3 separate regions of the Homo sapiens genome follow, and regions 2 and 3 are each linked to region 1. Evidence: chromatin loops called from intact Hi-C (ENCODE). Cell type or tissue: PC-3. All regions are shown on one strand.

Region 1 (8,000 bases):
TGATGGGCATTTATATTGATTCTGTCTTTGCTATTGTGAATAGTGCTGCAATGAACATATGCACGCATGTGTTTTTACGACAGAATGATTTATATTTCTTTGGGTATATACCCAGTAATGGGATTGCTGGGCCAAATGGTATTTCTGTCTTTAGGCCTTTGAGGAATTGCCACACTGTCTTCCACAATGGTTGAACTAATTTACACTCCAAACAACAGTAAATAAGCATTCCTTTTTCTCTGCAACCTCACCAGCATCTGTTGTTTTATTTACTTTTTAATAATTGCCATTCTGACTGGTGTGAGATGGTATCTCATTGTGATTTTGATTTGCATTTCTCTAATGATCAGTGATGTTGAACTTTTCTTCATATGCTTGTTGGCCACATGTATGTCTTCTTTTGAAAAGTGTTCGTTCATATCCTTTGCCCACTTTTTAATGAGGTTGTTTTTTTTTCTTGTAAATTTGTTTAAGTTCCTTCTAGATGCTGGATATTAGACCTTTGTCAGATGCATAGTTTGCAAAAATTTCCTCCCATTCTGTAGGTTGTCTTTTTAATCTGCTGATAGTTTCATTTGCTGTGCAGAGGCTCTTCAGTTTAATTAGATCCCATTTGTCAAATTTTGCTTTTGTTGCAATTGCTTTTGGCATCTTCGTCATGAAATCTTTGCCCATTCCTATGCCCTGGATGGTATTGCCTAGATTGTCTTACAGGGTTTTTAAATTTTGGTTTTACATTTAAGTCTATATTTCATCTTGAGTTAATTTTTGTATATGGTGTGAGGAAGGGGTGCAGTTTCAATCTTCTACATGTGGCTAGCCAGCTATCCCAGCACCATTTATTGAATAGGGAATCCTTTCCCCATTGCTTGTTTTTGTCAGATCAAATAGTTGTAGGTGTGTGGCCTCATTTATGGATTCCCTATTCTATTCCATTGGTCAATGTATCTGTTCTTCTACCAGTACATGCTGTTTTATTTACTGTAGCCCTGTAATATAGTTTGAAGTTCACTAAGGTGATGCCTCTAGCTTTGTTCTTTTTCCTTAGTATTGCCTTGGCTATTTGGGGTCTTTTTTTTTGGTTCCATATGAATTTTAAAATAGTTTTTTCTACTTCTGTGAAGAATCTCAATGATAGTTTTATAAGAATAGCATTGAATTTATTAATTGCTTTGGGCTGTATGGCTATTTCTAAGATATTGATTCTTCCTATCTGTGAGCATGAAATGTATTTCCATTTGTTTGTGTCATCTCTGGTTTCTTTGAGCAGTGTTTTGTAGTTCTCCTAGAAATCTTTTACCTCCCTGGTTAGCTGTATTTCTAGTTATTTGTTCTTTTTGTGGCAATTGTGAATGGGATTGCATTACTTATCTGGCTCTCGGCTTGACTATTGTTGGTGTATGGGAATGTTAGTGATTTCTGCACATTGGTTTAGTATCCTGAGACTTTGCTGAAGTTGTTCATCAGCTTAAGAAGCTCTTGGGCTGAGACTATGGGGTTTTCTAGATATAGGATCATGTCATCTGCAAACAGGAATAGTTTGACTCCCTCTCTTTCCACTTAGATGTCTTTAGTTCTTTCTCTTGCCTGATTGCCCTGACCAGGACTTCCAATACTATGTTGAATAGGAGTGGTGAGTGAGGACATATTTTTTGTGCCAATTTTCAAGGGGAATTCTTCCAGCTTTTGCCCGTTCACTATGATGTTGGCTGTGGGTTTGTCATAGGTGGCTTTTATTATTTTGAGATATGTTCCTTCAGTACCTTCATGTATGGGTTTGAATATGAGAGCACTGACACCACTGATCCTAGAAAGTCTTAGAACATAACCAAGTGAGTCTAAAACTTTCTCTTGTACAAAATGACACCAGTTTGGGTTTTTATTTTTTTTTTTTGTCAAAATATTTTGTGAAATTACTGAGGTCACTGACTCTTTGTAAATAAAAGCTTTTAACAAATTTTATAACATTTCCATAGACTTAGGACTCCCTAGACTGTGCCTGGGCTCTCTCAGTCCCCGATGTCCCCAACAAAGTTTACAGAAAAAACAGAAACAACATTGGAGGTGAATGTTGGAGGGCAGGAGAAGCTGGCTGAGAACAAGATGAATAGTTAGATAAAGCAACTCTCACTGTCTTCTGTTCGGACCTAATTTTACTTCCTGCGTTAGAGAAGGGCTGAGTGTGGGAGCTCTGGAGTCACCAGGTGGGGAAAGGGGTTCTGCTCTGAGCATTTCAGGACTTACGAAGACAGGGCCTCTCATCCAGACTGCCAGTGTCCTTTTATCTGCACTGAACTGTCCCTCCCTGGCACTCTGTCTTATGTCCAGTTTCTTTTTTCTTTTCTTTTTTTCTTTCTTTTTTTTTTTTTTTTTTTTTTTTTTTTGAGACAGAGTCTCGCTCTGTCACCAGGCTGGAGTGCTGTGGCACGATCTGGGCTCACTGCAATCTCTGCCTCCCAGGTAAAAGTGATTCTCCTGCCTCAGCCTCTTGAGTAGCTGGGATTACAGGCAAGCGCCACCATGCCTAGCTAATTTTTATATTTTTGTAGAGACGGGGTTTCACCATGTTGGCCAGATGGTTTCGATCTCCTAACCTTGTGATCCACCCGCCTTGGCCTCCCAAAGTGCTGGGATTACAGGTTTGAGCCACTGCGCCTGGCCCTTACGTCCAATTTCTAAAAACTGCTTTTGTTGTTGTTATTATTGGTTGGAGTGTTTTTGTTTGTTTGTTTTTGTTTGTTTGTTTTGCTTGATTTTAAGAAATGCATTTTGGTTATCTGGTCACATATCCCAATGCATTTGACCAATTACATGACTCGAGTCCTTAGAAAGTATCTTAAAAGACTGACCCCTGCACAAGACATTTAAGGAAGGACTTAGAACATAAGGAAATGTGGCTGTTGTCAAGGCAGTGTGAGCACTGCGCAAACTCTGACAAAGGACATGCCACTCGGCCAGTCATCTGTTTCAGAAAATGGCTTGGGGAAGAGTTTATGTATTTACAAATCTCTGCTGAGTAATAAAAGGAGCAAGCGGTGCACAGTATATGGAGCTGAATAAATAACACTGAAGCGAGGAGGGCAGAGCCCATAAAGTGTGCCACCTTATGTCACGGGAGCCACTGCTGGCTTTGCTAATTTATGATTGTTCGTGAAGCATCAAGGACACATGGCTGGGCTGCCTTGGAGGCAATGTGGATTCTGCAGCATCTGGTATGTGGAGGGAGAGACACAAAACATCAAAAGCCTTATGCAGAACTTTAGTGCCAGGTTGGACAGAACACACATTTCAACATCTCCATTCACACGTGATGTGCATTCACTTTGTTTGAATGCTGAAAATTACCACTTACTTCTGCCTTGTTGCACTTAGTTCAAAAGCACGTGACATAAGCATGTTATATTATCCTCTATTCTGGATCAATGACCAACTCAGACCCAAGGGCATAAATTAGAATTTTGCATTCCCATTTATATTATGTTCAAATTGTGACCTCTATTTTTAAAAAGTGAAATAATTTTAAAAAAAATCCAAGAAAGTTGAACTCCAAATTTGACTGTTTTTACTGTTAAATGACATGGTATGGTTTTCCTACCATTGACTCTGAAATCTTAAATAACTGGCCATTTAAAGCATGTCCATCCTTACTCACTAGGATGCGGAATAGCTGTCATCCCCTATGGCATTATCTGAACATCTGTGTTATGCTCCTGCAGTGCCACTAGAGGGAGCACAAGTTAGCTAACATACCCTGTTCTCAGCACTTGGCATCTTCGAAGATGCTCACAATTTGACTGGGGAGGACATAGCATGCATCCATCTTGGCACCTGTTCTGCAAAAATACTGAGTGAACTGGAAAAGAACTAGGTCACAGGACTCGAAGGACATCACTCTCCATCGGAGTGCCCTTCATTCCTGGAAATTCCAGGGCACATCAAGAGCTGACAGCAAGATGATACAGGGCTGTATCATCCGGTTAAGGAGTTTTAGGGCAGAGCATCCAGAGACACACAGGCCTCAAGAAGGGCAATGTGTCCAATTACCCTTTCCTGGGGTGGGGGTGGGGGTATGGATTCTGATGTGGAATCCAGCAAGCACCTTTGGAGAGAAGCGTAGTAGAGAAAGGGAGGTGTGAATGTATGTGTGTGTGTAGAGCAGGACACAAACTCTCTGATTGATGCGGTTCTTTCTGATGTCTCTTGTCAGATCAGCAACCAGGAAACATCTCCTGAAGTCTAACAACCGGAAAGAGTTTTCCAGTGAGAGCAGCAGCAGGGAAGCCTTTTGTTTGTTTGTTTTTAAACAATAGGTTCCTAGGAAATACCATCTACACTAATTTGGTGAAATTGATAAGTAATTTTTTTCTCCCAGGAAGAAAATAGAATGTCCAGGTTATGTTATCACTTTCTCGTCTATTTTCTACTAAGGAGGATCCCTCTTTTTTTATACTCAAATTAGACTGCAGAGTATGTTAGAATTCCCTAAAAGGATCTTGATGGTTTAAAAAAGGAGCCCAGAAAGTCCATTTTAGGGGCAGTACCTCTTTGGGAAGGCATTTTTTCGTTTAGCCATCACTTACAAAGTGCAGACTATATGCCAGTTGGATAAGACGCTCTTCAGGGGCAGGCAGACAGATAATTCAGTGTCTGGTATGTGGGAGCCACTCAGTAAGTGTTTGTTAAATGAATGAATGAGTGAACAAATGAATGAATGTCCTGATAGAAGAAAGTACAGACTGCTGAGGAATCATGAAAGAGAGATACATAACTTTTGCTGGGGTAGGAGGCACTGTGACTCTTGGGGGAAGCTAAGGCCTGAGCTGAGTCCTGAAGGCTGACTGCAAGGTGGGGATCAGGGGAGATGGGGGTGGTCGGAAGAGGTGGGGTGGGGAATTCTCGGCAAAGGGAGCAGTGTATCCATAGTGCTGAGATGTGAGGGAAAAAGTACCTTGAGGAAATCACAGGTAACTTAGGATAATGGGGACAGAGAGTTGAGCAAAAGATTACAGAGGTCTTCAGTAGCAGAATGAACTTCTAGGTAAGTTTGACATTGGATAGCATTCATAATAGTAATAGCAAACCACAGACTCAGTACTGGAGGCTTTATGCATATTAAAGCCTCACAAACCTCACAAAATTGAGATGGAGTTTTGCTCTTGTTGCCCATGCTGGAGTGCAATGGCACGATCTCGGCTAATTGCAACCTCTGCCTCCTGGGTTGAGGCGATTCTCCTGCCTCAGCCTCCCTAGTAGCTGGGATTGTAGGCACCTGCCACCATGCCCAGATAATTTTTGTATTTTTAGTAGAGATGGGGTTTCACCATGTTGGCCAGGCTGGTCTCGAACTCCTGACCTTACGTGATCTGTTCACCTCAGCCTCCCAAAGTGCTGGGATTACAGGTGTGAGCCACTGTGCCCAGTGACTACTTTTTTAACATAGAAAATTTACTTTTCTATGTTTCACAAACAAATATGTGTTTGTGAGTGTTAGACTCACAAACAGAGAAGGTCAGTTTTCTTTCTCCTTCCTTCCTTCCTTCCTTTTTTTGAGACAGGGTCTCTCTGTGTTTCCCAGGCTGCAGTGCAGTGGCACAATCCCATCACGGCTCACTGCAACCTCAACCTCCCAGGCTCAAGTGATCCTCCCACCTCAGCCTCCTGAGCAGCAGAGATCACAGGCACACACCACCACACCCAGCTAATTTTTGTAATTTTTGTTGACACAGGGTCTTGCTGTGTTGCCCAGGCTGTTCTGGAACTCCTGTGCTCAAGCAATCCTCCTGCCTCAGCCTCCCAAAGTGCTGGGATCATAGGCATGAGCCATGTACCCAGCCAGTATTCTTATTTCTTATTATCCCAGTTTTACAAATGAAGAAACTGAGGTGCAGAGGATTTAAGAAACACGCACAAAAATCGCATGGATTTAATGTATTATTGCTAGATACTTAAAGATGTGTCAAAAAAGGACAACAACTTAGCAGAAGTGTGTAATAAAGAGGCATTCCTACAGTCTTTCATAAGCTATTTCTTGGAGTAACTTTCAAAAATTGAAATGAATCAACCACTGGTTTGACAGACTCTGGCTTTATTGGTATTTAATTGGAGAAAAGTTATATGAGTCATTCTGTCTAAACAAAGAAGACCTCCACATCTTAGTCTAAATCATTCTCTAGAACTTGAATCTTGTATGGGGAAGTATAATATTACATATGACTTAAATTACTCAATTATGAGTACTAATAGCCAATTCAAAGATAACATAATGAAATAAATCTTCAAAGTTGAAAGAGAAGAGTTGGGAAAAGAAAACTAATCAATATTTGAACCCAGGGCAACTGCTTAACTCTTAGGGAAAGTATATACATTTGTATAATATAAAACTATACCCCTACCTCATACAGTTTAAAAAATTGAATTTCTAGATGGGCCAATATTTAACCATTAAATAATGAAACTATAAGAAAGCATAAATATACACATTTGTGTAATCTTACAATAAAGGAAGCATGAACATAAAGATCAATAAAGTTAATGAAAAGTTAAGTAAATTTTCTATGTTAAAAAAGTAGTCACTGGGCACAGTGGCTCACACCTGTAATCCCAGCACTTTGGGAGGCTGAGGTGAACAGATCACGTAAGGTCAGGAGTTCGAGACCAGCCTGGCCAACATGGTGAAACCCCATCTCTACTAAAAATACAAAAATTATCTGGGCATGGTGGCAGGTGCCTACAATCCCAGCTACTAGGGAGGCTGAGGCAGGAGAATCGCCTCAACCCAGGAGGCAGAGGTTGCAATTAGCTGAGATCGTGCCATTGCACTCCAGCATGGGCAACAAGAGCAAAACTCCATCTCAAAAAAAAAGTAGTCAAACTTTAAATGTATGCAAAAAAAACTGAGAAACAACATTTGCACCCTATTTGATACTTTTGTAAATTAATAAGAAAAATAAATGTCTCCCAATACAAAAAAGAAAGCAGGCAACAAAGCAAGAATAGAACATTTGTTTAAAAAACAAAAAGAGTTATATAAGTAACGAATGACCTAAAAAATGTTTGAACTGACTAGCTCACTAGTAATAAAAGAAGCTCCAATTGAAATATAATACCCAGTGAAATGGTCATCTTTTGTGTGTGTGTGTGAGAGGGTCTTGCTCTGTTGCCCAGGCTGGAGTGCAGTTGCATGATCACGGTTCACTGCAGCCTCAACCTCCTGGGCTCATGTGGTTCTCCCACCTCAGCCTCCCAAGTAGCTGGGACTGCAGGCACGTGCCAGTATGTTCAGCTAAGTTTTTATTTTTATTTTTTGTAGAAATGGAGTCTCACTATGTTGCCCAGGCTAGTCTCAAACTCCTAGGCTCAAGCCATCCTCCTGCCTCAGCATCCCAAAGTGCTGGGATTACAGGCATTAGCCACTGTGCCTGGCCTGAAATGGTCATCTTAATACATTATTGGTAAGATAGTGAATTGGTTTTAAATTTTTGAAGGAAAATTTGGAATATATAAAATATTTACACTAAAAATTTTTTTATTATGCTTTTAAGTTCTAGGGTACATGTGTACAACGTGCAGGTTTGTTACATATGTATACATGCGCCATGTTGGTGTGCTGCACCCATTAACTCGTCACTTACATTAGGTATGTCTTCTAATGCTATCCCTCCCCGCTCCCCCTACCCCACAACAGGCCTTGGTGTGTGGTGTTCCCCACCCTATGTCCAAGTGTTCTCATTACACTAAAGTATTGAAGGATTCAAACTCTGTTGTCAACATAGGTGATCTGGGTGGGAAGAATGGGGTTCACACATACGTGGATGTGGTAGGATGAAGGTGTTGAAGGGGAAAGGAGACAAATGAAAAGAAAAAAGGGCTGAACTAAAATGTGTGTGTGTGTGTGTGTGTGTGTGTGTGTGTGTGTACATAAGGGAATAGGGAAGAAGAGCGGGGAGACTTAGCTAAAAACTTTGAAAGAATAAAGTGTGATTTCTATTCCATATCAAAGA
Region 2 (8,000 bases), 280 kb before region 1:
ATGCTGTGTTTGTACAGGGCTCTAAGGAGCAAGGTCAGTTTAGAATGGGCAGAAAGGATGGCCTTGAATCCCGCAGAGTATGTGCTGCTCAGGCTTCTTTGGCTCTGCACGTTCTTTCCAGCCATTTAAACCAACTTCCTGGTGGAGGAGGTGGTTGGAAGAAGATTTGGGTTTGAAAGCTCTGTATGAGATTAGAGCACAAGGTGGTGCTGTCTCCATTCCTGTATAACCAAGGCCAGCTCAAGTAAGAATGAAGGGTATCCTCCAGGCACACAGAAGCTGGCAGCCAGAATGTAGCACAGTCTGGGCAGTACGAGACTGGTGGCAATGAAATCAAGACACAACTGAGCATGGTGCCCATCAGGGACAAGGGGAGAATGTCTGAGCTACAGGAAGAGCAACAGAAATGGCAGGCAAATGCAAGACTGTGTTAAGAGTGCCGGGGTGGTAGCCAAGAGAGGACTACCTCAGGGACTTTGGGACCCCTGTTCTGAGGACCCTGGGGGAGGCTGGGCTCCCATGAGCCTGTGAGTGAGGCCTAAGAAGACTCGTAAGTTCTGGCAACTTGTTCTCCACCTTTTGGCTCTTAGCACTGCAGACAGAGAGATGCTTTCAAAATATAAATCTCAGCCGGGTGCGGTGGCTCATGCCGGTAATCCCAGTACTTTGGGAGGCTGAGGCGGGTGGATCATGAGATCAGAAGATCAAGACCATCCTGGCTAACACGGTGAAACTCCGTCTCTACTGAAAATATAAAGTTAGCCAGGTGTGGTGGCACATGCCTGTAGTCCCAGCTACTTAGGAGGCTGAGCCAGGAGAATCACTTGAACCTGGGAGGTGGAGGTTGCAATGAGCTGAGATTGCACCACTGCACTCCAGCCTGGGTGACAGAGCAAGACTCCCTCTCAAAAAAAAAAAAATGTATTTTATATATATATTATATATTTTTATATAAAATTATATATAATATAATATATAAATATGTATTTATATATAAAATTTTATATATTATATTATATATTATTGTCTATAAATATATTATATATTATATATTTTATATACAAAAATATACAATATATTATAATATAATATATAATATATATTGCATATAATATATATTATAATATATATTATATATAAAATTATATAATTTTATATATTATATATAGTAAAATTATATAATTTTATATATTATATGTAGTAAAATTATATAATTTTATATATTATATGTAGTAAAATTATATAATTTTATATATAATATATTACATATAAAAATATATATAATATATAAATATAAAAAATATGTAAAATATATATAAATATGCCATATATATATATATATATATATATATATATATAATGTCTCAAATCTTATCCTGTCACTCCTCTGCTTGGACATTTCTTTATTCCTGTCTCACAAGGAACAAAAGCCAAGCATTTACAGCGGTCTGCAAGGCCTACGTGGTCTGCACTCTTGCCTCTTACTGCATGCACACATGCACACACACATGCTTGCTCACACACACACCTCTCTGACTCCCAGATTACTGGCTATTCCTGCTCCTACTGTACTTTGTTCCTACTTCTATTATAGTTCCTATTTGTGCCTACTTCTGTTTCAGGGACAGCAATTATGGGTTCTATGATGGCTTCTCTCATAGCTAAGGCATGGTGGCACGCGCCTGTAGTCCCAGCTACTTGGGAGGCTGAGCTGCTTCTTGTAGCTGTTAGCATGTGAGTCTTCTGTTACAGACTGTGAATCAGATGAGAGTCAGGGCTAACTTACCTTTGCACCTTTCACAGCACCCTTGACTGCATCTGGCTGACAGCAGTTGTTGAAGTTTTCTTAATACAGGAGTTTCAAGAGGAAGCCATAAACCAAAAGGCAGGGACAGAGTGCATTCACTATTTCTGAAAGTTTGAGGTGCGTGGAATTTTTCGCATTGAATCCCACGTTTACAGTCACTTTCTTAACACATTTAGAGACACTTCATTTTCATTTCTGATGGAGTTTCGGTTGGCAGAGGCTCCTAACACTTTTAAGCTTATCTGTCTCCCTTCCAATCTCATAAGTGGTTCATTATCCTTAAATTGCTTAAACATCTCTAGGAGAGCCATGAGGTTTTCATAATGTGAGTAAATGGCATTTAGTTGGAAGGCTCTCGGTTACCTGAAACCAAGCCCAGAATTTTGGAATAAGTAAAGCCCACCTCTGGAGGCCAAACAGATATTTCAGAGGTCTTCACCAAACCCAGCTACTTTATTTGAAGGTAAATGGCAGAGGCCTTGTGCATGAATTACCCTTTCCTGTGTAACAAATCACCACCACCATGACCCATGACCCCTTCATTTGCTCCTCACTCTGTGAATGAACAATCAGGACTGGACTCAGTCAAGCAGTTCTGCTGGTTTTGCCAGGGGTCATGCATGCAGCTGCAGTCATCTGGAGGCTCAGCTCGGGCTAGGTGGTATCAAATGTCCTCACTCACATGTGTGGTGGTGCTGGCTATTGGCTGGGACTCTCTTTGCCACGTGATTTCTTATCCTCCAGGAGGACAACCCAAGCTTCTTCGCCAGGTAGTCTCAGGGTTCTGAGAAAAGAAGCTGTAAGGCCCCCAGATTTCAGGGCTCAAAAGTTGCTTCTTAGGCTAAGCAAGTCAGCTGATCAAGCCCAGAGTCAGAGTCAAGAAGACCACTCACGGATGCGGACATAAGGAGAGGATATGCGGAGGTCATGCTGCAAATGATCCACCACACCCTTGCTCAGAGACCACGGACCGGTGTTTGATATTTTCTAATAAAATTTTTATTTGGCTTTTTAGCCCATGGGATATTATCCTAATATAGTAAGTTAGAATTGTCAATAGACATTGGTTACTAGAGGCGAGTATGCTAAAGGTAGCGACAATAGCCGTTGAAATCTTCAGAAATAGGAAAATAATTGAGGCAAATATAAACCCCTAAGTTGAGATCTCAAAAAGCCTCAAATCAGTTGTCATTTGCAGTGTGTAGGTAGAAAAAAAAATCACAATTGCCTCTGCAATATACTTATGTCCTTATTAAAATGGGATATAACAAATGATGATTGTGGTGATAAACTTTGACAAATCAGAACTAAGAAAGCAGAGTAGAACAGTACACATTTAAGAAAGTTATTTATTATAAGAGTTATTTGTAAAAATGTTTGATCCTTTAAGTGACTAGCTTTATTCATACGCAAATGAAGTCATGGAATTATGTATTCCCTAATGAACTGCAGAAAGTGGGTACAAAAACAGCTTGCAATAACAGAGATTTTAATATAATTGTGTGTGTGTGTGTGTGTGTGTGTGTGTGTGTGTGTGTGTGTGTGGGAGAGAGAGGGACAGAGACAGAGAGAGACAAAGGGAGAGAAAGAGAGAGAGAGAGGGAAGGAAAGAGAGAGAGAGGGAGAGAAAGAGAGAGAAAGGGAGGGAGGGAAAGAGAGAGAGAGACAGAGAGAGAGGTTGGCTTCTATTCTTTGCCCTCGTCCAACTTCTATTTGAGAAGTAGGGCAGGGGCAACCCTTTTTATCTTTGGGAAGGAGAAGGTAGTGGGAAGTGAAGAGGAAGAGACCAGGAGCATAATGGAAGGCAACCCTATTTCCATAGGTAAGAAGCACATGGCCTTCCTGGCGTCCTCCCATTCCTACCTCCATGGATTGCTTAAAAACCATGAGGAAACCTGGACTCACCGCTGCAGCCTGGAGTTCCAGCTAACCACCCTGGTGGGATCCAGAAACAGCAATGAGGCCAGCGTAGTTGGGGCAGAATGAGCAAGGAGAAAGTGGTACTAGATGAGGCCAGAGAGGTGGGGAGGATGTGGGGGAAGAGAAGATCTGAGGGCCTTGGAGATTTCTCCTGGGAGTAAGATGGGAATCGCTATAGCAGAGGAGGGACCTCACCTGACTTCAGCTGCTGTGCTGACAAAAGGCTTGAGCAACGGGCAGCCAAAGAAAAAAACCACGGTCCTAGTAACTCAGTGCTTCTCTTCATCAGTCTTCACAAAAAGAACTGTGGAAACTGGAATTCCTTGGAATTCCTAATATAATAATGATAATTATTTTTTCTCCAGCGAGCTACTGGACCCCAAACCATTCCCATTGATACGGATACCAGAGCAGAATCGTGCCACCAGGTGGCGCCAAGATGCAACCGGGATGGAACCGATTTGGCTCTTGCCTCCGGACCAGCGAAGGGCCCTCAAGTCATTCACTGACCTCACGACAACGTCACCCCGTGTTTAACGCAACTGAAATTTCTGGACCTCATGTATGGCAAGTTTTTACTGTATTAGTTTATTGTTTTAATCCTAATTGTAATTCATTTTATTTTCTTAAATGGAAGTACACTCATCTAAACTCGTTCTAGAAAAATAGTTAATTTTGTAAATAAATGTTGTGCTCATATAGTTTCAAGAAATTACTGTGGTTAAGGTGTAGTCAACCAAGAAATGTTTTATTTTCAAAAGGTCATACATACTGTTTTTAAGTCTTTACTAACATCACATGCCCACCAAAGTGGGACATGATCTATTTTTCTCATAGCGCTCGTGGCAGACTCATATATTGTGATATAGAAATTTTATTTTAAACACAACAATAGTAAAAGGATATATGTATAAAAGTAAATCTTGTATTCTTAAGTCCTAAATCTCCCTAGACCTGAAAACAAAAATGTCAAACCAGAAGCCAATTTATTTTAAAAAATAAGAGTTTGGGCCTGGCGCGGTGGCTCACGCCTGTAATACCAGCACTTTGGGAGGCTGAGGTGGGCGAGTCACGAGATCAGGAAGTCCAGAACAGCCTGGCTAACACGGTGAAACCGCGTTTCTACTAAAAAATACAAAAAATTAGCCGGGCGTGGTGGCACGCGTCTGTAGTCCCAGCTACTCAGGAGGCTGAGGCAGGAGAATCCCTTGAACCCAGGAGGCCGAAGTTGCAGTAAGCCGAGATTGTGCTACTGCACTCCAGTCTGGAGACAGAGCGAGACTTTGTCTCAAAAAAAAAAAAAGTGTTTGATCAGTAGATCTCACATCACTTTTCACAGTCTCCCTTTCCACACTTAGAACCATGAGCACTGTAAGCATACAGTAAAAACTTCCCAGATGCACACCAACTGTTCTTTCTCTTATCATAGTCATGCTCCATGTTTTGTTATAACCAGGTTACTTAAGGCAACTGGCACTATTTTTCGCTGTCTTCTTTTTACCTCTTATAAAAGAAAATAGTCTTCAGTACTTTGATCATGACCCTTCAGAATATCCTATTCTGGCCGGCTTTCAATATCTGCTTCCTATACAGACAGGTGTAAATGCACTAGAGTTCCTTACTTTCCTGGGTTGCTGTTAGAGGATAAGAAACTTTAGTAACAATTTATGGCCCTAGGTACTATGATGCCTGAACTACCTCTGGTCTACCCTGGGATCTATTTGAACGCAGTGTTCTAAGGCAGTTAAATCAAACAATTATCATGTTTTAACTTGATTTAATAGCACACATTAAAATCCTGCGGAATTAATTACATAAAATGAGCACAATTAGCCACAGCACAACAACTATAAAGAAAGAGATTGCATGTGATTGTGTCAGGGTGAGCCACAGGACCCTGGGGGTAGCATCTCCAGTTGTGTTATGTGACAGCCGAAACCTGCTGGAGGAAAACATCTAGGAAAACATCTTGCTTACAGAGTTGGAGTGGAATTCTGGTGACTCCACTGAATCCTAAAAAGAATGGTAAAAGGTTTTAGAGGAATTTTCTATAACCCTGATAAATAAATGAAAATTATAATAAGATATATTTTGGTCTCTTAAATATTAAATTAACCATAGAATAAAGTCCTTCTTATTCTAACATTTGGAGATCAAAAGCCTAGCAGCCCATTTCCCAGTCAAAAGGATCACACGCAAGACACATAGCTGGAAAACAGAAAAATAAATTCAAGGGAAACACACAGTCCTTTCTCAGATGTGATCAAGGATCACAAGGCAATGGAGGGGATCTAGGGCTATGAAAGCAAAAGTATAAAACAGACAAAGGAAACAGTCCCCCCCACCAAAAAATCCAAATGTTTAGATATCTACTTCCAGCATGACACCAGGAGGGGCTCCACAGACATGCTTCCCAGTGAAAATGGTGAAATTATAAAAACAAACAGTTCAGTGAGATGGAGATTTCATTCCAGGTGCAGTTAACAATACAGGACTATCTGGACCCTCAGATCCCACATGTAGGACTATCTTCACAGAAGAAGCGGCCATTGGCAGGTCTCAGATCGTTCCTAGCTACCTGTTGATGAGGCCAAGTTCTAGGTGAATGCCAAAAAGTGGATGCTCCCTTTTTCTGCCTAGTCCTCCATGCTGGGATTGTGGCAGGCTGGGTCTCAGTAATTCAGGCCTCCATAACAACTGTTTCAGTATTGACTGAGTGGTTAAGTTAAATATTAAAAGCTAAACAAAAGCCAGTGCCCTTATACCAAGGCTGAAATATGACAAAAGCCCACCAAGAGTTTTGCCTAGGTCTTTCCTAGGCCTTAAAACATGACAAAATAACAAAGGAATTGTTAACAGGACCCATTTAGGATTAAACAAGTTTTATTGGGGGGATCTGAAGAAACTCCCCAGGCCTCCATAAACAAGCTTATTGGAGGTCTGAAGGAACTCCCCAAACCTCTGTAGTTTAGCAGGAGACAAGATAGGGGTAATCACCCCAGCACCTGTACCCATTTAGATTAAGTAAATTTACTGAGGCTCCAGAGGAAGGTCTTCAGGACTCAGACCTTAGTTATAGATTAAAAGAAGTTAATCACTTATGTCTTTAGATGCATTCACACTTACACATAGACATATAGCTTAGAAGGTATATAAGCTCTGGAAATTTTTGTAATTTTGAGTTGGTCTGGTGATAATTTCCAGGCCTTCTGTAACTGGTTGCAGAAATAAAAGCTCTCTTCCTCCCCAGTTCATCTGTAACTCCTCACTGGGCCATGAGAAAGAGCAGCCCAACCCTCAATTTGGTCCGGGAACAGGACGGAGGCTCTACTTTGGGCAGGACACTAATAGGAATCCTAGGACCCTGATGGTGCTTGCTCTTGCTCAGATCCTGAAGTGGGGGTTAAACTCAGAGAGAAGCATGTCATTTTCTCCACACACAGAACCTTGATTAAGAGATTTTGCTAGGCCGGGCATGGTGGCTCACACCTGTAATCCCAGCACTTTGGGAGGCCGAGGCGGGCGGATCACAAGGTCAGGAGTTCGAGACCATCCCGGTGAACACGGTGAAACCACGTCTCTACTAAAAATACAAAAAAAAAAAAAAAAAATTAGCCAGGCGTGGTGGGCACCTGTAGTCCCAGCTACTCAGGGAGACTGAGGCAGGAGAATGGCATGAACCCAGGGGGCAGAGCTTGCAGGGAAAGGAGATTGCGCCACTGTACTCCAGCCTGGGCGACAGAGCAAGGCTCCGTCTCAAAAAAAAAAAAAAGATTTTGCTCATGGATGAAAGAAAAGAACAGAAAACAGAAATCTCTTAATTATTTCCTAAAGAAATTGACTTCATTTGCAACAGAGCCAGGAAAAGTTCAGGCCTAAGGGCACAATCAAAACCAGCTGATATTGTGGTAAAAGACAACTTTAGGCTTACTAGTTTGTCAGAGAGGTCCAAGGAAGGAGACAGCTGGGAGGAGCCCTCCGGGGTTCCACATGAATCTCAAACATTGACCTGAAAACTATTCAAAAGAGCCACAATAGATTGAATAGTCTGTAGAACAATTTATGCCCCCAGGACATAACCAGTTTGTGCGTAGTGGAGTTTAATAACTAGGTGTGACCAGGGAAAGAAAAAGTCAAAGATAGCTTTGCCAACACCACTGTCATCCTAGGGTGACTCAGGGTATACCCAAGGCCTTACCACCAAAGAATAACATCAGAAACTTCAGGCAATGGAGCTATAACGAGAAAGAACAAGAGGAAAATAAACCTCACT
Region 3 (8,000 bases), 350 kb after region 1:
AACAAGGTACAAGGTCTAATTGAGCTGATTAACATAAGCTCCCTATAGATGGCAAACTGAAAAAGCACCCTGCAACACACGCCCATTGGGGCCTCAGAAGCTGTAAGCATTCACCCCTAGACACTGCTGTGGGGTCGGAGCCCCACAGCCTGCCCATCTGTATGCCCCCCTAGAAGTTTGTGCAGTGGGGCACTGAAGAACTAAGCCACTCCCCCATCGCAGGCCCTATGAGGGGGACAGTGGAATCTTTCCCATTTCATTACCATCATCTGTCCCTTCCTACAGTGGTGACTTCACGTGGCAGAATGATAAAGATGAGAGACTCACACATAAAACAGACCCTTCTGGCTGAAGCAGGAAATCTCCTGCCCTCAGTGACTGCTGACTTTGTGGTTTGGACCTCTTATTTTTCCTTTTAGTCTCTCATTTTTCTATACTTGCTGTACTTTTGTGACCAGTGGCAAATCCATGTGAGCCTGCAGCAAACTTGATCCTTGCCTCCTCAGAGGAGGGAATTCGGCTAAGTGGCAAAAGTAGGTTTAAGACAGAGGGAGACACCAAGGCAAGTTTTGGAGCAGGAGTGAGAGTTTATTAAAAAGTTTTAGAGCAGGAGTGAAAGGAAGCAAAGTACATTTGGAAGAGGGTCAAGCAGGCAACTTGAGATCCAAGGGCCCCATTCAGCCCTTGGCTTGGGGTTTGGTACATTGGCATGGTTTCATGGTTTTCTTTTCTACTCCTGTCATTCTTCCCTTCAGGTGTGTTGTCACTCAACTGCCACATGCGCAGTGTCAGTCAGCACTCGGGATGGTGACTGCATGCGTACTGCATTTACTGAGGTTGTATGTATGCTTTCTAGGGGCGATTTTCCTTTACTGGTGGAATGCCCTCAGAGGAAGGTCATACATCCACCATTTTGCCTCTTAGCGTGCATGGATGGGCCTGATTACCCAACTCTTGAGATATTATCAAAAAGTTGTTGGTCACCATCTTGAGGTGTTTTCTATCTATTGGGAGACCGTCTTCCTCTGGAGCTGGCTGTGACCAATTATCATTTCAGACAGACAGTTTAACAACCAGCTGACCATCTCTTGATGGTTGCCTGACATTCCTGGGGAGGCCCTCTCCTGTCTTGCAAATGTCTGCCTAACTACCTAATCTAACACTTTCATTTACAAACTATCCCTTTGTTCTAATTTTCTACCAAGTTCAATATTAGTAGCTGAAATCTTCTTAGAATTAAATTATTTTCCATTTCCACCTGTTTTTGATTTTGATTTTGACCCCTATTTCCTGCAGACTGTGTATTTGAACTCTCCCTGAGGCCAAAGGACTGACAGCAGAGAGTTCTGCTCTTGCCTCTGTTGCCCTAGAGGGAGGGAAATGGGCTGGTCCAGCTACTGTCTAAAACTAATTTTGAAATCTTCCAACAGTTGGGAATCTAATCAATCAAAACACAACGGGAAACAAAAGCTTTTATCCTTATCCATTTTCAGCAAACGCATTATTTAAAAAACATTCGGTTTCCAGAGCTTCAGACAGAAATCCGTGTAGTTTGGGCAAGCACAATGATAAGCGATTTTCAGATGTTAATTGTAATTATGTTTCCTTTTCACCGAAACCTTCACAAGCAAATTCTGTGAAATCAAATGAAATTTTCAGTAGACTTTTCCAGACTTTTTTTTTCCATGTTGAAAGATGTAATATTTTTCAGCTGTGTTATAGCTCCAGTGAAATTACCTCCAACTGACAAGGTTAATGGAGAACTCATAATCTGTATATTTAATTCTAAGAAAATTTCAGCTGCTAATCCTGAGCTCCACAGGAAATTATAACAAAGACATATCGTTTCTAAGTGAAAGTATAGAAATTTTTTTCTTCTTCTACTTATAATTTAGGTTCCAGGGGTACATATGCAGATTTGTTACATGGGTAAATTGTGTGTCACTGAGGCTTAGTGTATGAATGATCCCATCCCCCAGGTAGTGAGCATAGTACCCAGTAGTTTTTCATTGCTTGCAGGCCTCCCACCCTCTTCTCTCAAGCAGTCCCCAGTGATATTTTTGCCGTCTTTATTTCCATGTCTATTCAACGTTTAGCTCCCAGTTATAAGTGAGAACATGCAGTACATTTGGTTTTCGATTCCTGCATTAATTTGCTTAGGATAATGGCTTCCAGTTGGATCTATGTTACTACAGAGGACATGATTTTATTCCTTTTTATGGCTGCATAGTATTCCATGGTGTATATGCACCACATTTTCTTTATCCAGTCCACCACTGATGGGCTTCTGATTGGTTCCATGTCTTTGCTATTGTAAATAGTGCTGCAATAAACATATGAGTGGTTGTGTCTTTTTGGGAGAGCAATTTATTTTCCTTTGAATATATATCCAGTAATGGCATTACCAAGTTGAATTGCAGTTCTGAATTCTTTGAGAAATCTCCACACTGCTTTCCACAGTGGCTGAATTAATGTATATTTCCACCATCAGTGTATAAGTGTTCCCTTTTCTCTGCAACCTCACCAGCATCTGTTGTTGTTTGAGTTTTTAATAGTAGCCACAGAACTTTTCAAATGTGTGATTAAGGCCAGATGTAGTGGCTCATGCCTGTAATCCCAGTACTCTGGGAGGCTGAGGCTGGCAGATTACTTGAGTCCAGGCGTTCAAGACTAACCTGGGTAACATAGCAAAACCCTGTCTCCACTAAAAATGCAACAAATGAGCCAGGCATGGTGGCACGTGACTGTAGTCCCAGCTACTCAGGAGGCTGAGGTGGGAGAATCACCTGAGCCCAGGGCATTGCGGCTGCACTGAGCCAAGATGGCACCACTACACTCCAGCCTGGGTAACAGAGTGAGGCCCCATCTCAAAAAACAAAAAAAAAAAACGAAAAAGAAAAAAAAAGTGTGATTAAGTCTCCGCTGCTCCCAGTCTCATCTCCAAATCCTTAAACTCATCTTGTACACTAAAGACAAGTGACAATTGGAAGTAATTGTTTGTCACATTTTGTTATCCTAGTCATTGGAAGAAAAGGAAGGCTGTAGAGACAGAGCTGCTTTGGACTTGGCCTTAGCTGGTGCAGGTGCTCTGGCCTATCCCCGGAGAGCTGCTTAGGCTCCGGAGAAGCAGGTGCATGTCAAGGCCCACCAGGCCCATGGTAGTGACATTTATCAGACACTGCCCTTGCAGCCTAGGGGAGCTAGTTTCTTTCAATCCACCCTGGCTGACTGGGGAAGAAAGGACAGGTTGAGGTCATCTGTCATGAGCATGGTATTTGCTCCTCATTGGCTCCCAGAGGCTTTCTGGAGGCTGCCTCTCATGGCCTTTCACTAGGCCAAAGGCATGGGAGGAAGACACCAGAACCAGAGTCAGCATGTGTGCCATTAAGTCCTGACTAGCCACTTACTGTCTGTGAGATTTGGGGCTAAATACCTGAAATCTCTGAGCCTCAAATTCTTCATTCTTAAAATGATGAAAATGTATGCTCTTTTGAAGGATCAGGTGAAGTCATAGAAATGGAACTACTTTATGCATTTTTGAATCCCTTTGTAAATGTCAGATTTGTATAATTGTTGCTAATGAAAGTCTCCTCTGGCAATAGTTCAAAGGCTGCCAACAACTGAGTCATATTTTTGACTTTAATCCAGGATCCTCCTGGCTGGAAGGCTGATTCTGAAGGAAAGCGAGTTTCCTCTGAGGAACTTGGAATAGAAAATTAAATTTATTGAATTAGTCATGTAATGCAGAGTGAAACACCACCCAGGAAGCACTTAACATGCTAGAGCAACCATCTCAAGTTTTCTTCTGATTATTTTAGCCTTAAAATGCTTAGTAGTGGCCAGGTGCGGTGGCTCACACCTGTAATCCCAGCACTTTGGGAGTCCAAGGCGGGTGGATCACAAGGTCAGGAGATCGAGACCATCCTGGCTAACACAGTGAAACCCTGTCTCTACTAAAAATACAAAAAATTAGCCTGGCGTGGTGGTGGGCACCTGTAGTCCCAGCTACTTGGGAGGCCGAGGCGGGAGAATGGCATGAACCTGGGAGGTGGAGCTTGCAGTGAGCCAAGATCACGCCACTGTGCTCCAGCCTGGGCGACAGAGTGAGACCCTGCCTCAAAAAAAAGAAAAAAAAAAAAAAAAAATGCTTAGTAGTGAACCAGGGTCAGGGATAGTGAGAGTTAATATTAAAACAATTTTTGTGGCTGCACCTGTAGTATTTATCTAAAGCATTCTGGCACATGCACATGGACACGTACACAGTATTTGGATGAATATACACAGCATGGAGGAAGAAATGAGCACGTAGATTTGTGTGAAGAGACAGAGGTTAAGGAATGTGATGAATCAGGACCTCTTTATAGCCATGGATGTTTTTCTCTTGGGGAGTTTTCATGTTCTTTCACCCACTTTGGTTTTGGTGGGGAGATACTGCTTTGACAGAACGGGTAGTGAGTGTGTTACCATTCTGAAACCTGGGGCTCGGGGTGACCTACTGTCTTAGAGAAGCGGGGGGGCTTATCACCAGCAAGGGAAGGAAAAAATGGGAAAAGCAAACACATTCTTGAAATGATAGCTTCTGGCAAGTCCCTGGTACATCCCCCAAAACTCCAGATTTTTTTAAGGAAATCCAGGCTTTAGTAAGAAACCAGGAATGTTCTGGAAACATTAAGGGAGGATAAAACCTCTGCTCCCGCTTAACCTCCTTTCACAGCCCTGAGGGAAGAATTGGCTGAGCTAGGCAGACAGATGGGAGAGAGCCAAGAACTAGGATAAGACAGCCAGCATCCTGGACACCACGTTCAACCATATTTACAACTTAAAATGGTGGTAATAAGTAGGTGTCTCCTTTTCAAGTGAACGTGATTTAACCTTCCAGCTTCTGTATGGTATTTGTGGAAAGGGTTATGAATTTAAAGAACTACCTCTATTCTATCTCAGAAACCTGACTCCAGTTTTACCACATTAGGAAGACAGTACAATATTCAAAACTGCATAAAACATGAACAATTCTCACCCTATACTAAATAAATTATCTGAATTTAAGATATTGAAAATGTATTCATCCGCCCATTCAGCAGCTAATTGACCCATGATGTAAAGATGCTTCTAAACTCCTTGGGAAAACAGACAGTTACCAAAACCGTGTGCCAGGTGTTTTGATGAGGGTACAAACATAGTCAAGGTGGAAGGGTCGAGGGAGGACTGGGCAAGGTTTCCCAGAGGAGAGTGTTTCAGCCCTGTACTAAGGCAGACTCACTGAAAGTGCCAGGCTGTGACAAGAGCTTGTGTCAAAACGTAAATCAGTACACTGCTTCCTTCTTCAAGAGAATCTCACTAAAAAAGAGAACGAACTGAAATAAATGGTCTGCTTAGAGATTTAGTTCACTTAGGTTCTGACACAAGCTCATCTTGTCGTAAACCAGTAACAAAGGGTCCTGGCCAGCAGCTGGTGTGTGCACCATACTTTGAGCACTTGTACTAAAAGACAATCAAGAGTCATCCAGGGGAAAGGAAGGAGGGGTGCCCCACAGAGAGAACAGCAGGGGCGAAGGCCTAGAGGCAAGAGAGGGTCTTCCATATTAAGAGAACTGCACAGTAATTCCTCTAGCCCCAGAGGGTGAGAGACCAGAAAGTTCAGCAGGGGCCAAGCTTGTTTTAAATTAAGGAAGCATGGACTGAAAGAAACCTAATTCTTGCCTTCATCACAAGCTCACGTCAGCCTCCCGAGAAAAGCCTTTCCGAAGCAAGCATTCAGCAGAGCTCTTAGCCTTGAGGCCAAAGGCGCCATTCCTTCCACAACTCTTGTTTCAAGGAAGCACAGGAAACCTTGCATTTAAGCAGAGAAACCCGCTAAGATGAGTCCAACAGCGACATCTATAGACCACATCTAAAAGTCTTGGTTTCGGAAAAACCCAATTTCTCTGTTATCGGAGTTATGTGAGTTATCAGAGCAGTGAGAAAGGTTTAGCTGCTTTTCAAGGAAAGAGAAGGAGAGAGAGAAGAGTTAGAGGGTTAGAGTTGCCTTTGTCCACAGTCTTTATCCCTGAGATCAGACATCAAGCAACCTGTGTGCGTATGGAAAAGGGTGTAGGGGTTACTGTTAGGACCACTACCCTTTTTTTTTTTTTTTTTGAGACAGGGTCTCACTCTGTCGCCCTGACTGAAGTGCAGTGGCGCAATCTCAGTTCACTGCAACCTCTGCCTCCCAGGCTCAAGCAATTCTCCTGCCTCAGCCTCCCTAGTAGCTGGGATTACAGGTGCACACCACTACTGCCCGGCTAATTTTTGTATTTTTAGTAGAGATGGGGTTTCACCATGCTGGCCAGGCTGGTCTTGAACTCCTGATCTCAAATAATCCACCTGCCTCAGCCTCCCAAAGTGCTAGGATTACAGGCATGAGCCACCGTGCCCAGCAAGACCACTACCATTTAAAGCTTGACTTAGCTTTAAATCCCTAAACAACCGAGACTCATTTATTAGCTTCTTTCTTGTGGGAACAAAGATATTAAGCCAATGTTGGTTTTCAGGTTCTCTGAGACAGAAGTGGAAAGTCGGGAAGTAAAAACGTACATAAAACAGGCCAGGTGCAGTGGCTCACACGTGTAATCCCAGTGCTTTGGGAGGCCGAGGCAGGAGGATCGCTTGAGGCCAGGACTTGGAGATCAGCCTGGGCAACATAGTGAGACCCTATCTCTATAAAAAATTTTAAAAAACTGGTCAGGTGTGGTGGCTCATGCCTGTAGTCCTAGTTACTCCGGAGGCTGAGGCTGGAGAATCGCTTAAGCCCGGGAATTTAAGTTTACAATGAGCTATGACTGCACCACTGCACTCCAGCATGGGCAACAGAACAAGATTCTGTCCCAAGAAACAAACAAAAAGCACACACAAAAATAAAACAAACCACGTATGGCCCATTGTGCCCAGGTCCAATCCCAGGAATTTCCCCTGGGAACACATCCCGATGAAGCATCTGTGAAAATTAGATGCTTATTTTCTTTTGCCTTCTGACCAACTTGTACATTCTTTGGATTCACGGAACAGTTTTTCTTCAGATGTTGTGAATATGACTCATTGATGCCCTTTCCAAGAATATTCAGCATTAAGTGGGTTTCCCAGGAATTTTTCTTCAGAATCCCAAAAAATAGGACACTGAATTTCTTCTCTTTTCCCTCCCCTTTCTGGCAGCTGTGCTCAGAAGGCAAGGACAGAGCTCTTCAATGTTCATGGGCCTGTGAGCTGCTTCCTGAGATGTGTAGCTTCTACTTAGGCATGGCAGGTAATAGATGGAATATACATATTTTTAAAAAGAAAAGTTAACTGTAGTAAAATGAGACTGTACTTAAAATACAGCCCTGGCCCGGCATGGTGGCTCACGCCTGTAATCCTAACACTTTGGGAGGCTGAGGTGGGAGCATCACTTGAGCTTAGGAGTTTGAGACCAGCCTGGGCAATATAGTGAGACCCCATCTCTACAAAAAAAAATTTTTTAATTAGCCAGGTGTGGTGGCACATTCCTGTAGAACCAGCTACTCGAGAGGCTGAGGTGAGAGGATCACTTGATCTCAGGATGTTAAGGCTGCAGTGAGCCATGATTGCATCACTGCACTCCAGCCTGGGCAACAGAGTGAGACCTTGTCTCAAAATATATATATATAGCCATGTTTCCCACCCATGAGGGCACTGGAGAACGTGCAGATCCAGAGGTGCTGAGATTCTGAGAGGAAATGATACCTTCTCATCCCTTATCTGGTAGAGAAGGACTCCTGGAAGATGAGGCTTTTACACATGACGCTCTCCAAGGACATTAAAGAAACAAAGGTAAGGTCAGAAGAGGCCAGTCTAGAAGGTCAAATTAAGGAGCTTGAGGTCCATTCTGCTTGTGATAGAGACTAGAGTTTTGTGGAGGAAAAGATAAGAGGAACGCATGACATCAGTAATTGTCCTTAAATCACCTGCTGTGTGTTCAGCAACAGGTTGAGCCATCTACACACAGAAAC

The links. Peaks named below come from ENCODE experiments on the same cell type or tissue, not always from the same donor. Only the 100,000 strongest peaks of a DNase experiment are listed, where the experiment ranks them.
Region 2: a loop joins it to region 1, with 10 times the contacts of the local background. A loop is called at or near these places in 10 of 110 quality-filtered maps.
Region 3: a loop joins it to region 1, with 10 times the contacts of the local background. A loop is called at or near these places in 71 of 110 quality-filtered maps.

What each region holds. Positions count from the first base shown.
Region 1 is chr1:233,787,012-233,795,011 of GRCh38, reverse strand. No RefSeq gene overlaps it. Among named protein-coding and RNA genes, the nearest start is that of SLC35F3, 110 kb to the left of the region's middle. In PC-3, a CTCF peak has its summit at 3,731 (motif pointing right); DNase peaks (open chromatin) are centred at 3,721 and 6,091; H3K27ac peaks cover 843 bases.
Region 2 is chr1:234,062,183-234,070,182 of GRCh38, reverse strand. All of the region lies in intron 2 of SLC35F3 (solute carrier family 35 member F3), which reads right to left. Among named protein-coding and RNA genes, the nearest start is that of SLC35F3, 160 kb to the right of the region's middle. In PC-3, CTCF peaks have their summits at 169 (motif pointing right), 3,950 and 4,157 (motif pointing right); DNase peaks (open chromatin) are centred at 2,402, 4,192 and 7,742; H3K27ac peaks cover 5,942 bases.
Region 3 is chr1:233,438,911-233,446,910 of GRCh38, reverse strand. No RefSeq gene overlaps it. Among named protein-coding and RNA genes, the nearest start is that of MAP3K21, 120 kb to the right of the region's middle. In PC-3, a CTCF peak has its summit at 5,877; DNase peaks (open chromatin) are centred at 3,650, 4,300 and 5,850; H3K27ac peaks cover 2,402 bases.